Linked DNA regions of Homo sapiens: region 2 is linked to region 1. Evidence: read pairs that join two places in POLR2A ChIA-PET (ENCODE). Cell type or tissue: Panc1. All regions are shown on one strand. Links, peaks and the distances in the headings refer to the core of each region. The heading gives the core; the rest is flanking DNA.

Region 1 (8,615 bases), core at 207-8,206:
AGTCAGGATTTTTTCTAAATAAGTATCTTATAGCTGCTCATGTCTTGGGTGGGTGGGTAGGACAAAAGGTAACTATGTGAGATGACATATGTGTCAATCTGTTCCACTATAATAATTATTTTACTATATAGATGTATCTCTTAACATCATGTTGTATACCTTACACATATACAATAAAGTTTACTTAAAATATTTAAAAAATAAATTAGAAAAAAATATTTTTCTTGATTTAGAAGCTCAATATCACTATGGAAATTCAGTTGAACACACACACACACACACACACACACACACACACACACACACACACAGACTCCCCACAGTAAACTCTGTTCTGGCCATGGAATGCGGCATTATTATTTTATTCATTAAATCTATTTGGATCTCTACAGTGTCCCTGTCACAGTGCAGTGGACACAAAAGAAGTACTGATAGGCCCTCCCTCTCAAGAAGGAAAGAAAGAAGAAGAAATACTTCCTGGATGGTCTACTGTGCTAGGTGCTTTTACATAGATTATCTCTTTTAATCAAAATAGTCTGCAAGTTATGTCAGTTTTACAGACAAATGCAGGCTTGAAGAGGTTAAGTATCTTGCACCTTGCAATTTGATCCATGTCTATCTGGGTTAAGACTCCATGCTCTTGTTTGTAATGGATGCATATAGCATACAGGAGACAGTTAGGGAGTAATACGAGTCAGTACACAATGAATTATAAAATTAAATACCAGTTGAGCACCCCAGACCAGAAAAAATCTGAAATCCCAAACACTTCTAGTCTCAATAATTTTGAGTAAGAGATACTCAACATGTATAATCAAGTGCTAAGACTTAAGGTATGAGCCTCTAATGCTTTAGGAGTTCAGTGGCAGGAAATTAATGTTTAATTATTACAGAAGATCTCAAGTCAGAAGATGCAGAATTTAATTTTAAATCCCGGTAGGTGTGAAAGTTGTCAGAATCAAAATGGAGTCAGTTGTGTTAAAAACAACCTTGAAAAATGGAGACAGAGAAGGTCATGAAGGAAGGGTTCTCATGCACAAATGCCTGATAAAACAATAAAAAAATTCTGCAAACCCCACAATTTTACACAAAGGCCATTGCTACTTGACACAAAAAATGCTTCTGGGAGGACATCTGCCAAGCAATTGCCCATCCAACCTTGGACTGACACCATCCTTGTTATTGATCCTTGCAGCCAAGGATAATTATCTCAAAACAATTATGCAGATGGTGACATCAGCAAGATGGCTGTCTAGAAGTCCTTAGCGCTTGTCCCCTCAACAAAGACAGATAAAACAATGAAGAAATAATTACATTTTAATAAAAATAACTGAAGGAGGGCACTGAAGTACATCCAAACAATAACAGAAACTCCGGGGAGCACAGAAACTCAGGATGGTCACACAGAGAACAGAAGGAAACACCTGACTTCCACCACCCTATCCCCCAGCTAGGATAAGCTGGGAACCTGGAGGAACTTCTCTCCATAGGGAAAAAGTAAGCAAGAGGATCGCAGCAGCTCCTGTCAGCACCTTGGATACCTACAGTCCTTACCACTGGGGTCCTCTGCAGCCCTCACAAGCACTTAAGCCCAGTTGAAGGAGCTGCCTGGAGTCCATATAGCTCTCTTCCCTCTAGAGAAGGAGCCCCACCCTCTGTGCCCACATGGCTACTGCCCTACACACCATCTTGGAAATGGAATTACTGCTGGAGTGTATCTTGCTCTGGGTGCGAGTAGCCATGGCAGTCTTTCATCCCTGAGTCTAAACTGCTTTTGAATCATCCCTGCCCATGGCTTGACATCCCTAAGCTGAGTTTTGAGCCACTGTCATACCTTTCCCCATCTGTTACCACTACACAGTGCCTCATGTCTAGGGACCCGAGTTGCCACCAAGCCCTACTGGTTCAGGCTTCCAAATTGCAGCCATATCCTGTGCCCTGGGCTAAAACCTCCAGAGTATCCTTTATTTCTTGGAGTCAGGCCAGGGCTGTGCCCTGCCTCCCAGGGCAGAATCACAGCTACAACCCAACCTCCTGGACCCAAGCTGCTAGGGGGTACCTCAGAGTCACAGATCCTGGCTCTGTGAACAACCTACCTCCAACGCTGCCACAGAGAGCAAATCTGCACCCCAATACCCAAGTGTCACAATAGGTTTGAGAGATCTTGAGCACAGAACTCTGGCCCCACAGCCACTCTGGGCACCTGCCTCTGTGACCAGTGCCACTGCAATTGCTTCTAGGCTGTGTCAGACCTGACATCAAGAAGGATCCTCTCAGCTAAGTGTCCCCATTGTGGGGAAAATAAGAATAGGAAGACCCCGGAAGCCCTTGCCACTGAGGATATTAACAATAAACACTGCCACTACAGCTACCACAAAGTCCTACAGCCTAAACCACTGAGGTGCCTACAGTTATTACTGATGTTCAACACAGCCAGAGAAGCTGCAGAGAGACTATAAAATGGCACCTACTTGGAAACAGAGTCACCACATCTTTCCCAACGAGCACACCAGGACCCAACTGTAGATGAGTCTTTTTCTATGAAAGCCACTCTAGAAAGTTTGGAAGAGGTGATTGTTCCACTAAATGCACAGACATGAATGCAGGGACACATAAAACATAAAAGAGCATGGAAGTTTAATATCACTAAAGGAACATAACTCTCTAGTAAGAGACCCCAATAAAAAGTAAATCAATGAATTGATGGAAAAGGAATTAAAAAATAATTATCTTAAGGAAACTCAATGATGTACTAGAAAATACAGATGGACAATTCAATAAAATCAAGAAAACAATTCATGATATGAATGAGAAGTACAACAGAGATATCATTTAAAAAACCAAACAGAAATCCCGCAGCTAAAGAATTCAATTAATGAAATAAAAAATGCAATAGAGAGCTGAAAAAGCAGACTTTATCAAGCAGAACAAAGAACCTCTGGCTGAGCACGGTGGCTCACGCCTGTAATCTCAGCACTTTGGGAGGCCAAGGCAGGTGAATTACCTGAGGTCAGGAGTTGGAGACCAGCCTGGCCAACATGGCGAAACCCCGTCTCTACTAAAAATACAAAAATTAGCTGGGCATGGTGGGCTCCTGTAATCCCAGCTTCTTGGGAGGCTGAGGCAGAAGAATAGCTTAAACCTGGGAGGTGGAGGTTGCAGTGAGCTGAGATTGCATGCCATTGCACTCCAGCCTGGGTGACAGAGTGAGACTGTCTCAAAAAACAAAACAACAAAAAAAAAAAGAGCCTCTGAACTTGAATATAGGCCATTATAAATTATACAGTTAGAGAAAAAAAAAGAATGAAAAAGACAAAAGACTGAAGACAGCCTACAAGACTTATGGGACACCATTAAGTGAACAAATATTTTTATTCTGGAAGTTGGAAGTTTCAGAAAGAGAAGATGTTGTAAAGGGTGTAAAAAAGCCTATTTAATGATGTAATAGCTAGAAACTTCCCAAGTCTGAGGGGATATATGGACATTCAAATCCAGGAAGCTCAAAAGTCCCCAAACAGATTCAACCCAAAAAGTCCTCTCCAAAGTACACTATAGTCAAATTATCAAAAATCAAAGGCAAAGAGAGAATTTTAAAAACAGTAAGAGAAAAGCATAGAGCTACTTATAAGGGAATCCCTATTAGAGGAACAGCAGATTTCTCAGGAGAAACCTTATAGGCCAGAAGAAAATGAGATGACATATTCAAAGAATGGCAAAAAATTGTCAGTCAAGAATAGCATATCCAACAAAACTACCCTTCAGAAATGAGGGAGAAATAAAGTCTTTCCCAGACAACCAAAAACTGAGAAAATTTGAAAGCACTAGACTGGCTTCACAAGAAATGCTCAAGGGAGCCCTACACCTGGAAGCAAAAAGATCATCATCATCATTACGAAAAAACATGAAAGTATAAAACTCACTGGTGGAATAGATACACCAAAGAGAAAGAAAAGAATCAAAGCTTATCACTACAAAAAACCCACCAAACTGCAATAACAATAAATAAGAAAGCAAGAACAAAGGATATACAAAACCCCAGAAAGCAGTATGCTGAAGAGATATAGCACTTCCAAGTTTATTGCAGCACTGTTTACAATAACAAAGATATGGAATCAACCTGAGTGTCCATCAATGGATGAATGAATAAGGAAAATGAGATATACATACATACATATATATGTATGTATATACATATACATGTATACATACATATATATGTATATACATACATATTCTTTTTTATGGCCAAATTTTATATAAATACTGTCATTTGCAGCAATATGGATGGAACTGGAGGACATTATGTTAAGTGAAATAAGCCAGGCACAAAAAGATAAATATCACAGTTCTGACTCATATGCAAGGGCTAAAAAAGTAAATATCATGGAGGCAGAGAGTTAAATGTTGGTTACCAGAGGCTAGGAAGAGTGATGAGGGAGAGGAGGTGAAGAGAGGTTGGTTAATGGGTATAAAAATGCAGTTAGATAAAAAGAATAATTTCTAGTTTTTGATAGCAAAGTAGGGTGACTATAGTTAATAATTCATTGTGTATTTCAAAATGGCTAGATTTGTAATGTTCCCAATGTAAAGAAATGATAAATGTTTGAGGTGATAGATATCCTAATTACCTGATCATTACACATTGTATGCGTGCACCAAAATATCACCTGTTCCCCATATGTACAATATGTATCAATAAAAATTATGTAATCTTCCTCATTTTTCCTTTAGAAAATGTTCGCTTCCTTTGCCTCCCTAAATATGCACATAGATTACTACAGCAAATGTATTCCCATGGCAATGTACATTCCCAAATAAATATTATTTTCTTTCAGAGAGTCTCTCTCTCTCTTATTTAGGATTATATAAATGGTGTCAGAAGTGAGATCTAAGTCAGCTCACCTTAGATAGATTATCAGCCCCTGAAATGGAGAGCAGTATCACCTGAGCCCTTTGTGCTCTTCGTTTCTACGAGTCGCCTTTTTGGTCCTGGAGAATTTCTTCTCAGATTTTCTGACTCTCTCCCTTTGGTGAGTTTTTTGGACATTATTTGGGATCTGATTTGATTGTAAGGCCACCTTAATAATGGACCTTGCATTCCCCCTGGAATGATAAAAACTTTTGTCTTTTCTGGCAAGCCCTTTCTGGTTTAAGGACAATGTTCTTCTGGTTCGAGTACTCTGGTTTTTATAGAACGTGTACTTTGTTTGTGATGCATGTCTCTTCTGGTGAATTCACTTTTGGTCTGCATGCCTAGTTTGATATTTTGGTTGATTAGCATGCCTGGCTTAACATTTTTGTGAGCACTCTAATTTTGGTTTCATTTTGGTCTGGTTATGCACATCTATAAATAATTTGAATCTTGTACTTTTTTTCTCTTCTTGCTTGCTTTTGAACATCTTCCCAGAGCAAAAATAAACATACAAAGTGGTAGGTGTGAGATGGCCAATTAAAAGCCACTATCTAAAATACCAAACTCCTGACATTCCCTGATAGAATGCATAGATTTCTTTTCTCTCAAGAGATTAATAAGAAACAAAACGAGATTCTCAAACATTAAGGCATGCCAGTTTTTCTGGGACTCCAGCCAGCTACATGGTTTTTCCTCATGCATGTTTTTAAACCAATGGCCATCTTAGGCGTTATTTGAACTCCCCAAGCTTGTTTTTTTTTTTTTTTTTTTTTTTTTTTTTTGTACCAAATATAGGGTTAAAACAAAATGCTGGTATGTAGAGGCTCTCAACTTCTTTTTTTCTCCTTTTTTTCCCCATCTCTGCTTCTCTGAATCTGCTTTTTCACTTGTATTAAAATAACCTAATTTTGCTAGTTTCCAAAGCTACTTACAAGTTTTTTAAAGAGCATTTCAGCCAAAATAACAAAAAAAGAGAGGGCTTTCAAATTACAGTAGTTCCATGACAGCCAACAAGCTATCCAGTACACCTAAGAGTCATCCCTTTTGGAAATGTTAATTTAGTTTTGATTGACTAGCAATTGCTTAGGGTGATTTAACAATTGCTTTAGTTAATTAAAAGCTAGATAGTCTAAGAAGGAAAGAACTAGATTAAGGTTTACAAAAGTTAGGCTCTCAGATCAAACAGGTCGAAATCTTGAGCTCAGGGGAATAATAGAAGGTATCTTTGACATAAAAATTTTGCTTTGTCTGCTGTATGTGAGCCAGGAAAAGCTGAGGGGAAAAAAAAACCCTTTAAATACCTTTTTCTAAAATGCTTTCCTGCCTGCATCGACTAATCAAGTAAATCAGACAAACAAATAAAAAGATAAATTTATTGCCGGAATTCAAGGCCACCGGGGTATTTTGTTTTTCTACACAATTTAGTTGGTGCTATCTAAAATGAAAATGTTTGAATATTTAACCTCTGTACCAGTTTAAAACTTGAAGGAGAAAAAGAGGTTTCTAAAAATCAAACTGCTGTGGAAACTGCTTTACCCAAAGCTTTGGTCCACAGCCTTCATAAGATCACCTATCAGGGCAAATAAAATTTAGCCATGTGAACAGGTCCCATTTTGTCAGAAATATAATTTGGATTCAACTGTCCTTTTATAAACTGGTAAGTTTAAATTACTATGTTTTGCTGTCTCATGATTAACATTTCAAAATGAAAGCTAAAGAATCTGCTTCGATGTATTCATGTTGTCTGTATGTTTTTATGTTGCATGTATGTATTTTTCTACCAAAATATATCAAAGAGCTAATTAATTAATTAATTAAAGGGAAAAATTAAGCACTTCAATCAAGTATGTTATCAAAAACATAATAGCCACCTCAAAGTTTTTAAGTTCACCTGACTTGGGTAAATGTTTGATAAGTAAACTGATTTTAAAATTGTTGATAAAATAAAAACAGAAATGTCTTAAGAATTGTCAGCAAAGATTTGTGCCTGAGTTTACTGGTCAGGCAGTTTTACATTTATCTTTGTTAGATATATTTTAAGGAGTCAGTGTTTGACATGAATGTCATAGAACTATGAATCCATCCTAAAAAGAGAACGATCTTTGTTTATGTAATTCCTTGATAAGTAATACTAATTTAATATTGTTGATTTAATGAAAGCAGCTGTATTTTCTGAGTTATTGGCAAGATACTGAAGTATTTAACTTTATGGTTCTTAGTTGGGTGAGGAATGCTTAATAGTCACAGCCTGTAAAAACGGCTAACAAGGAATTAGCCTGAAATAATTACTAGCCTTGTCTAATATCTTAGTTTTCATAAGTAATATAGTTATAATTGTTAAAAATAAACAAATTAGGTGAATGTAAATGGTATAATCATTTATAAATTAATTCTTCTTAGTTTCAAAAAATCTTTTTGATAACTTAAAATTTTAAAGTTATGTTAAATTAAGTAACAGATACTCATTAAGTATCTGGGTCATTTCAAAATAAGATAAAATATTGAAACAAATTGCTGAACACAAATATAAGTTTGTTCTTGGCTTCTTAAATTTTATAGAAAAACAAATATATTTGGGTTCATTAATACACATTAAAATTATGAGGAAACATGTTTCCAAAATTATAAAATCATTCTTATATATAAAATACTGATATGGAACAGTTCAAAATTTCTTGCTTCCTACACTTTCATTAGAAATTAATGTTACTAAGAGTTTGAATTTTAATTAACATATATAATTCTGTATACAAAGCATACCAATAAATGTAAAATGTGTTTTGGGAGGAGAAGTTATAAGAAAGGGATAAAAATATGTTCTTTGTTGAGAAAAAGAAAAATTTGTCTAATTTAGAGGTTATTTAAAGATTGTTTCAAAATACGAATTTAGAAAGGAAATAGAAACAAGACAGAAAGGAACCAGTAAGTAGGAAACAGAGATGTGAAGAAAGTTTTAAGTGTGAAGATGTATTTTTGGCATGGAATGTTAGAAGTGAATAATTTTTCAAAATAACAAGGGAACAAGGAAAGTAAATTTTTATCCTAAGGTGACTTGTTATTTTAAAAAGCGAATGTATAGGACAAAACTAACGGCTTAAGCATGCCATCAAAGGTCTGTGCAGATCGTGAAAGGTTTTTGAGGGATGAATTTTATAAAAGGAGTTTTGTGTGTGTAATCAAGTTTGCTATAAATAAAAGGGAATTATGTATATCTTTCTAAGGATTAAGGATTATATACATAACTTAGTTTATAAGTTAAAACTTAATTTACAACTAAGATATAAAACTAAGATTTTGGTTTCTTATATTAGAACAACAGAGTTTTCTTGAAGTACTAATCTGCTCTTAGTAAAATTTGTGAAAGTCTTTGATTTTTAATTCTGTAAAATTTCAGCCATCTTCTAAACTGCAGCTTCTTTTTTTTTTTTTTTTGAGACAGAGTCTTGCTCTGTCACCAGGCTGGAGTGCTGGCGCCATCTTGGCTCACTGCAACTTCTGCCTTCCGGGTTCAAACGATTCTCCTGCCTCAGCCTCCTGAGTAGCTGGGACTGCAGGTGTACGCCACCATGCCAAGCTAATTTTTATATTTTTAATGGAGATGGGGTTTCACCATGTAGGCCACGATGGTCTCGGTCTCTTCACCCTGTGATCCCCTGGCTTCAGCCTCCCAAAGTGCTGGGATTACAGGCGTGAGCCACCATGC
Region 2 (8,615 bases), core at 122-8,121, 100 kb after region 1:
CTGCACATTTTCACACTTAATAATCCATCACAATTATAACACATAACTCAACAGTCATCACACTTAATAACTGATTGTTTAATGTCTCTTTCTCCACACACTGCAAGCTCTGTTCATTTCCTGGAGCTTACTATATAGTGAGAAGGTACTGTTCTAGGTGTCTGCAATATGTCTGTGCCAAAATAAAGATCCTTACCCTTTGTTTATTTAGCTCTGCACCCCTGTCCCCTAGCAGAGTATCCTGGTTTTCAGTAAATATTTACTGAATGAGTAAATGAATGAATCAGGAGGGGCAGGTGGGAGAAAAGGAAAAAAAAAAAACTACAGAGAAAAGGAAATATTTGGGTTTGATCTATTAACCCCCAGATTTTTATTAAAATCTTAACATGCTTATTATTAATACAAATGATCATTTTTATTATTTAACTCATCTTTAAAAGCAGAAGTGTCACCAAATATATTTTAATTCCAGCAATAAACTATGATCCAGGTTCTAAAAGAGGACACATGTTTTGCTTCTTTGTCAAATTTTTTCAAATTATATTCCCCAGAGCTTAGCCTGTGTTTGCGTTCATTGCTTTCCAAAAGGCGACTTTACTAGGCAAGTTTTCTGTCAGTAATTAGAAGCATTTATCTTAAAGCTCATTTGGTTTTAGCAGTGAGGTTACAGGCTGTCATCCACATTGTTATTGACTCCCTCAATTAGAGGCAATGGCATTTCACCTCCATGCAAAATATTAGTAAATTAATAATATCCACTCCGCATTCATTTGAGAAATCTGCTCTGCTTGTGATGACGAATGTGACAAGCAGGGAGTAATCAGAGACACTCTGGTAACACCTTTGAGCCTTACAAACATCAATTAAATCTGGCCCTGCACCTTACAGTTGGGGTTTGGTTTGTAGGGCAAATTTCTTTTTTTATGATACAATGTGGAAGTTAGTGTTGGTAACTGGTGAGAAAAACAAACAACAGCCTGTAATCCTAGCACTTTGGGAGGCCGAGGTGGGCAGATCATGAGGTCAGGAGTTCAAGACCAGCCTGGCCAACATGGTGAAACCCCATCTCTACTAAAAATACAAAAATTTAGCTGGGCGTGGTGGTGTGCACCTGTAATCCCAGCTACTTGGGAGGCTGAGGTAGGAGAATCGCTTGAACCCAGGAGATGGAGGTTGCAGTAAGCTGAGATCACGCCATTGCACTCCAGCCCAGGTGACAGAGCAAGACTCCAACTCAAAAAACCAAACCAAAACAAAACAAAAACCAAACAATAACCCCAACAAAACATAGCCACAGAAGCATCCACCCTGATTTTCCCAAATCTTTTCAATTACTCAATGCCTGCTTTAGATCAAAATATGAACCCTGGCATTGTGAACAATTTCCAGATCAGACTTACAACTCTGCGACATGACAACTTTGACTCAAAGAGCAAATCACGTTAAATATTTCTTTATGGTGCTAAAAAGATTGCAAAGAAATTATTCTTCAAATGTCATGTCTGTCTCTTTCAGGTCTAAGGGCATCCTAGTCTAATGAAGAGAGTTTTAACCCAGGAATTGTCAAGATCACAGGAGCTCTCTGGATGGGCTTCAGCTGATTTACCTAAAATTTGTGAAAAAAAGTCTTTATGTGCTTTTTATTGGGATGGGCATGCATCGCTTTGATTAGATTCTCTACAGAGGCTTGTAACCCAACTACACAAAACTCTTTGGTCCACTGGCCCGGGCCCGAGGGCTGAGAGGAGGATTCTGCCAAGGTCTGCCACCATCTAGCTGTCAAGCAGCTGCTGTGGTTTTAGTGTCCTCTTGCATAAAGTGCTTTCTTCAGATGACCCATTATCCTCTTTGTCTCCTCTACGCTTTAATGCTGGAATCTGATGCTGTGATTATCATAAATTTAGCTGAACCTTCACCTCTAATGTTCTAGATTCTAAAAACTGTACAAACTAATGATTCAGTGTCATCTTTCATTGGCACATTGAATATCATTAGCCATAAAACAAACTAAAAATTTAGGAAAACATTAATATTTGCATTGTATCAAAGGAGCAGAAGGGTGACTACCTCCCATTTTGATACATTATCACTTCTTTATGACAAGTCAAACCCTTAGGAAACTTTTTCTGTGAAGTCAGAACCTCATTTCTTTATGTAGTAGATCATGACAAACAACGCTTAAATCTATTATAACCCCACATCAACTGTGTGGTTATAAGTCTATCAATTTTGTTAGGCTTCCAAAGACAGACAAAAGAGTGGAGAGACTGGACAAATATTGCTTACAATCACCCAGACAGTTACTTTAAAACACTTTTTTACTTGAGGACTACAGAATTTTGGCCAAGGTTAAAATTTATCTTCTTTCATAAAAATCAATTAAATTAAAAAGAAAGTTTTTTTAAAAAAACATGATGGCTTAAAAAGGCAAATCAGGTCAAAATGATACATTTTTTTCCATTGGTTCTGTACCCCCCAAAAGCCACTTTTTAAGGTAAAGAGGATTTCTACATGAGAACATGGGCTAATGAGAAATCTGAAAGAGCGCTCTTGTATTGGACTTGTAAAAGTCGAGCTAACTTACTGTCATGATGAGCCCCTTTTCCTGGAAGTATTTAACCAATGGAGCAGCATTCTGCTTGAAGTTCATTAGTCTCCTTTGGGTAGCTTTTACATTGTCGTCTGGTCGGCCCTGCTGTTCTGCACGCTTCAGTAATCTTTCTTTGAGTCTCTGATTAGCACAAGCCAGGAATACCACCAAATCGGGGGTACAGATCTGTGGAGAGCATCAACAAATAGAGAGGCATTCAACATACCAACTAATGCATGTGTGGGCAGCTGCATTCATTTCCTTTTGTTCTGTGGAGGCTGCCATATATTTGGCCCTCTATGTTTTTGACAGTGTATTTCCAGGGCTGCTGCTCTACCCAAGGCCAGGAGCAGCCATTCCCACTGTAGTCCATGTAAATAGCATTCTCTAACTCATGTGGCCATATGCAGTAGCCAACACTTTTTATATATGCTCAAATAAGTTTCCAAGTTGAATTAAGAACAGTCTCAGCCAAACTTTGCTAAAAATATTATATATGCAACTTGATTTTAGATGGGAGGAACTACTGGGCCACAGATGTTCTCTACAGCAAACAAGTACTATTGTTATTATTACTATTTGGTGCCATTTAAAAATTATCTACTGTATGCCAGGCCCAATGCTGTTTCCTTAAGATATTGCTGGCTGGGCGTGGTGGCTCACACCTGTAATTTCAGCACTTTGGGAGGCTGAGGCGGGAGAATCATGAGGTCAGAAGTTCAATACCAGCCTGACCAACATGGTGAAACCGTCTCTACAGGTGGTGGCACGCACCTGTAATCCCAGCTACTCAGGAGTCTAAGGCAAGAGAATTGCTTGAACCTGGGAGGTGGAGGTTGCAGTGAGCTGAGATTGTGCCATTGCACTCCAGCCTGGGTGACAGAGCAAGACTCCATCTCAAAAAAAAAAAAAAAAAAAGATATTGCTAAATTTTACAACAATCTGCAAGGTAAATGTTATCTCCATTTCATAGATGAGCTGAGGCTCTGAGAAATTAAGTACTTGTCTGAGATCACATGGTCAGTAAAGTAAAAGTTAATGTTTGAACTCAAGTCTGTCTGGTCTAAGGCCTCTGTTCCTTTCACTATCACAAAGCACTAAAAGGCCCAAAGGTCTTCATAAATTTCAGAAAATACTAAGAAGTAGGATGAAAAGAACCTATGAAGTAAAAAGTTTCTATTTAACTAAATTAGAACTAGCATTGCATTTAAAACATAGCACGACTATATGAAGTGAATGCAGCTTACAACTGAGAATGGGACGAGGCAAAAAGACAGTTTGCATAGTGGTTTGAAGCAATAATCTCCAAAGTGTTTTACTGCCTCTTCACATTAGTAAATGTTTTAAGCATATGCCGCAATTACTTATTAATTTACAAATTATGCATGTACATATGATATGCATGTATTACTATACTAGTGCAGAATGCACATTGTAAAATATATATATGAAAATACAATTTTTAAAGGATGGGATTCTATTATTGTAATTTTAATGATTTTTTTCCCATATCACAGTGGTTTGCTTTGTGCACTCTGGAGACCACTAGTTAAAAAATGGACTTGGGAGGCTGGAAGACATGGATTCCAGTTTTTTTGCCCCAGGACTTACTAGCTGAACAACAGGCACATAATTTAATCTTGCTAAACCTCTATGTCCTTATCTGTCAATAGAGATACAGGAACTTACCTCCTTGAGTTATTATGAAGATTAAATAATATAAAATACATAGCATGTATGTTTCATGGCAGGTGCTCAATACATTTTAGCCACATTTACTATCTCTTAGTTTTCATGATTCTATGTGGTCCTGGTTCTCCTTTAACTTCTTATTTTTTATTTTGTTGTTTTGTCCTCTGCTCACATTTGTTCCTCCTCAGATCCCTGAAGTGGGGGTGTTTTCCAAGGCTTAGATCATACTCTTCCCTCTCCAGGTTCTCACTCTTTCAGTGCCCTTCCACTGTTTTGGTTTCAACCACTACCTTTTGCTGATAAAGTTCAAATCTACACTGTCAGCACTGACTTTCAATAGTACCCAGTTCTATGTTTTCAAATGTCTATGTGACAGCTCTATTTACATCTGAATGTTACCTGTGACTCAGCAAGACCAAAAATTAATCTCAGCAACTTCCCACCTAAATAAAATCTCAACTTATTTATTTTTATTGTAGCAACACTCCTTTCCTAAATCTCTTAGCTAGAAGACTTAGTATCTATTCTAACCCTTACCCATCTAAACTTCTATCTATCCAAGTTATCACTGTTGCCTATTGATTTTGTCTTTAAAACATTGTTCAAATGGCCAGGTGCATTGGCTCATGCCTGTAATCCCAGCACTTTGGGAAGCTGAGGCAGGCAGATCATGAGGTCAGGAGTTCGAGACCAGTCTGGCCAAAATGGCAAAACCCCGTCTCTACTAAAAATAAAAAAAATAGCCGGGTGCGATGGCGTGTGCCTGTAGTCCCAGCTACTCAGGACACAGAGACAGGAGAATCACTTGAACCCGGGAAGCGGAGGTTGCAGTGAGCTGAGATCGTGCCATTGCACTCCAGCCTGGGTGACAAGAGCAAGACTCTGTCTCAAAAAAAAAAAAAAAATAAAAAGAAAACATTGTTCAGATGTCTCGTCTTCAATTCTCATTGCCACTGTGTAAGCACAGGCGTATGCTAGGAAAGGTGATTAGGAGCATGGATTGTAGAATCAGACAATACTGAGTTTGAATCTAGAATCTGCCTTCTATTCGTTGTTTGTCCTTGTGCAAATTGTTCAATCCCTTTGAACCTCAGTTTTCCCCGCTGCAAAGTAAGGAATAAACTCCCAACTCAGAAGTTAGTATTTCCCAATTTTTAAACAACATGCAAATCATTTTTGAGAAACCTTAAAAAATTAGAGAATCACTTGTAGTATTTGTATGATATATGATAAAGAGATTACCTGAAGTTAAAGCTTTTATTTTTATCAAATATTATGTTATAAAATTCATAGTTAACATAATTACCAGTAACATCCAGCTTCAGCCACTATAATAAAAGATATAATTTAAAATTTACTTTAAATAAATTACATAAGAAATTTTTTTGACAAATAAAATGATATATTGTGCTTGGTTTGGAGATAACGCATATTAAAATATAAGAAAAAACTTCTAACTCAGCATTGAATGCAGATAAAAACTTGCATTTTTAAATTTTTGCATTTTGCACTGAAATGTTTTACTTTAATACATTTTGTGTTTATTTTAGTCTGTTAATGTAAGTGCTTCTCTTTGCTTGACACAGTAAGGCCATGGATAGCCTTCTACCTATGTGGGATTACTACAACAATTACAATCATCACTATATTTTGTCTTTTACTACAGGTATTGGCTTTTGAAACACTAGCGACAGCTTGAAATTTATGTGGTTTTTTAATACTTTGAATAAAATTGCATTTTGTTTATGTATGTTTTTAGTTAGACTTTTTCCAAGCAGTTTTAGGTTTACAGAAAAATTGAGTGGAATACATAAGATTTTTGATCAATAAATGCAACTTCAGGCCTGAAAAAGATGACCTTGAAATGAATCTGCTAAGCTATTTAATGTTATAACTGTGATTAATTTGCTGTCTTTCCTTGGTATAAATTAATGCCATATGACTAGTTCAGTGGAAACCTTACAGGCCAGGAGAGAGTAGCATGACATATTTAAAATGCTGAAGGAAAAAAATACCATTACCCTGGAATAGCATATCCAGCAAAAATATCCTTCAAACATGAAGGAGAAATAAAGACTTTCCCAGACAAACAAAAGCTGAGAGATTTCATCAACACCAGACCTGTCCTACAAGAAATGCTAAAGGGAGTACTTCAACCAGAAAGAAAAGTTAGTTAATGAGCAATAAGAAATCATATGAAGGTAGAAAACTCACTGGCAATAGTAAGTACACACACACAAAAAAAACCACAGAATATTATAATACTGTAGCTGTAGTGTGTAAGCTACTTTTATCCTAAGTAGAAAGACTAAATGATGCACCAGTCAAAAATAATAACGATGATAACTTTACAAGACATAAGATATAAATAAAAACAACAAAAAAGTTTAAAAATGAGGGGATGAAGTTAAGGCATAGAGTTTTTATTAGTTGTCTTTTTGCTTGCTTGTTTATGCAAACAGTGTTGTTATCAGATTAAAATATGGGTTATGGCCAGGTACAGTGGCTCATGCCTGTAATCCTAGCACTTTGGGAGGCTGAGGTGGGCAGATCATGAGGTTAAGAGATCGAGACCATCCTGACCAACATGGTGAAACCCTGTCTCCACTAAAAATACAAAAAGTAGCTGGGCGTGGTGGCGCATGCCTGTAGTCCCAGCTATTCGGGAGGCTGAGGCAGGAGAATCACTTGAACCCGGGAGGCGGAGGTTGCAGTGAGATGAGATCGCGCCACTGCACTCCAGCCTGGCAACAGAGTGAGACTCCATCTCAAAAAAAAAAAAAAAGGGTTATAAGATAGTATGTGCAAGCCTCATGGTAACCTCAAACCAAAAAACATACAATGAATACACAAATAAATAAAAAGCATGAATGAGATTGGTGCCCTCATAAGATAGAAACCAGAGATTCCCTGTCCCTTTCACCATGTGAGTGCACAGAGAAAAGACCGCTATGAACCAGGAAGCAGGCCCTCACTAGACACCAAATATGCCAGTGCCTTGATCTTGCACTTCTTAGCCTCCAGAACTGTGAGAAGTAAATTTCCACTGTTTTTAAGCCTGGATAAATAGATAAATAACATATGACTGGGAGTAAAAAAGATTAAAATACAAAATAGCCAAGATCACCACAGCAGGTAGGCGTAATCAGCTGACTGCTCCACCCCAGCCATAAGGATGCTCATGGGATTCCTTGTAACCCCTGCATACATTATGGCCTGATGTTCTCCAATAGTGCTCCATTTTAAAGGGAAAATATACTTAAATTGTTTATGTTTTCCCAAAACTTTAGTAGCAGACATCATTCTATTTTAAAAGATGTGAAGACCCCAGAAAGTTTTTAAGAAATTCACTGTGAAATGTTGAGAAGTATCAGCAAACAAAACAGTGGTCATAAGATCCTTTGCATCCTTTTCCTTAGCGTATGTTCTCAAAAAATATGTGCTGATTGAATGAGTGAATAAATAAGTTACAAAAAAAAAAAAAAACCCAAAAAACTGAGGCATCACTTTTGTCTACATGGAAGTAAACTTTCAAATTATTGATATTGTTTCTCCTGCGGAATCAACAAATTCAGTCTTTTTTTCTTCTTTCATTACACAGACAACTCAATCTTCCTCTGTCCATTTTTAAAGCCTTTACTTGAATGACTGTTCTGTTAAAAGAACCTGTGACTGCCTTTGTATAAGCAAAGACATATTCATTGTGTCAGACTGCAAAGTGAGCTCATTTTAATGCTCCTTGTTCTTAACTGTCAGTACTTTTGACTGCCCTATTCTTTATGAAGAAGTGTTAGAAGGTCTAGACTCCATAATTCAGATAAGCTAAACTGTCAGAAAACAGAAAGTAAAGTACTAAAGAAAAGAGAAAATCACAGTTGAAACAAAAACTTTCTAAAAAAAGGAAAAAAGACAGACAACTGGACTTTGCTATCATTTAACATGGAGGTAATTTCTGGACAGAGCTTTCAACAGATCACAGGGTTAGGGGACAAAAAGTGATATATGGGGCCCACCCAGGGGAAGAGGCTCTAGAAAGTAACCACACCAAACCCCACCCCCAGGCTTTTGTTGGACTCCAAAATGGTATACCATCAGAGTATGTGTGAACCACCCTTAGATAACTAAATTTCATTTAGGATACTCTCAAACTCTTATTGTGTTAAGGTGATTGAATGTGTTTAACAGAGACAAATGAAAAGAGAACAAAAAGGACAGGTCAGAAGAAAATAATCCAGAATGAAGCAAAAGAAGAAAAAGGTAGAAAAAATATGGAAAGGAGCAAAAGAGACACCTGAGACATGGTTAGAAGGCTCTAGAAACGGAGAGAAAATGA

The links. Peaks named below come from ENCODE experiments on the same cell type or tissue, not always from the same donor. Only the 100,000 strongest peaks of a DNase experiment are listed, where the experiment ranks them.
Region 2: POLR2A ChIA-PET joins it to region 1 with 10 read pairs; 3 of 35 experiments call an interaction of 5 or more read pairs at or near these places.

The regions. Positions count from the first base shown.
Region 1 is chr1:77,435,374-77,443,988 of GRCh38, reverse strand. The region is part of intron 8 of AK5 (adenylate kinase 5); the gene reads right to left. LOC124904202 (a long non-coding RNA gene) reads left to right here and starts at 6,385. Exons shown (of 2, transcript XR_007066178.1): 1 at 6,385-6,569. In Panc1, for the core only: no CTCF peak of the experiment used is centred there; no DNase peak of the experiment used is centred there.
Region 2 is chr1:77,334,538-77,343,152 of GRCh38, reverse strand. It overlaps AK5 (adenylate kinase 5), which reads right to left. Exons shown (of 14, transcript NM_174858.3): 6 at 2,585-2,776. Among named protein-coding and RNA genes, the nearest start is that of AK5, 57 kb to the right of the region's middle. In Panc1, for the core only: no CTCF peak of the experiment used is centred there; a DNase peak (open chromatin) is centred at 162.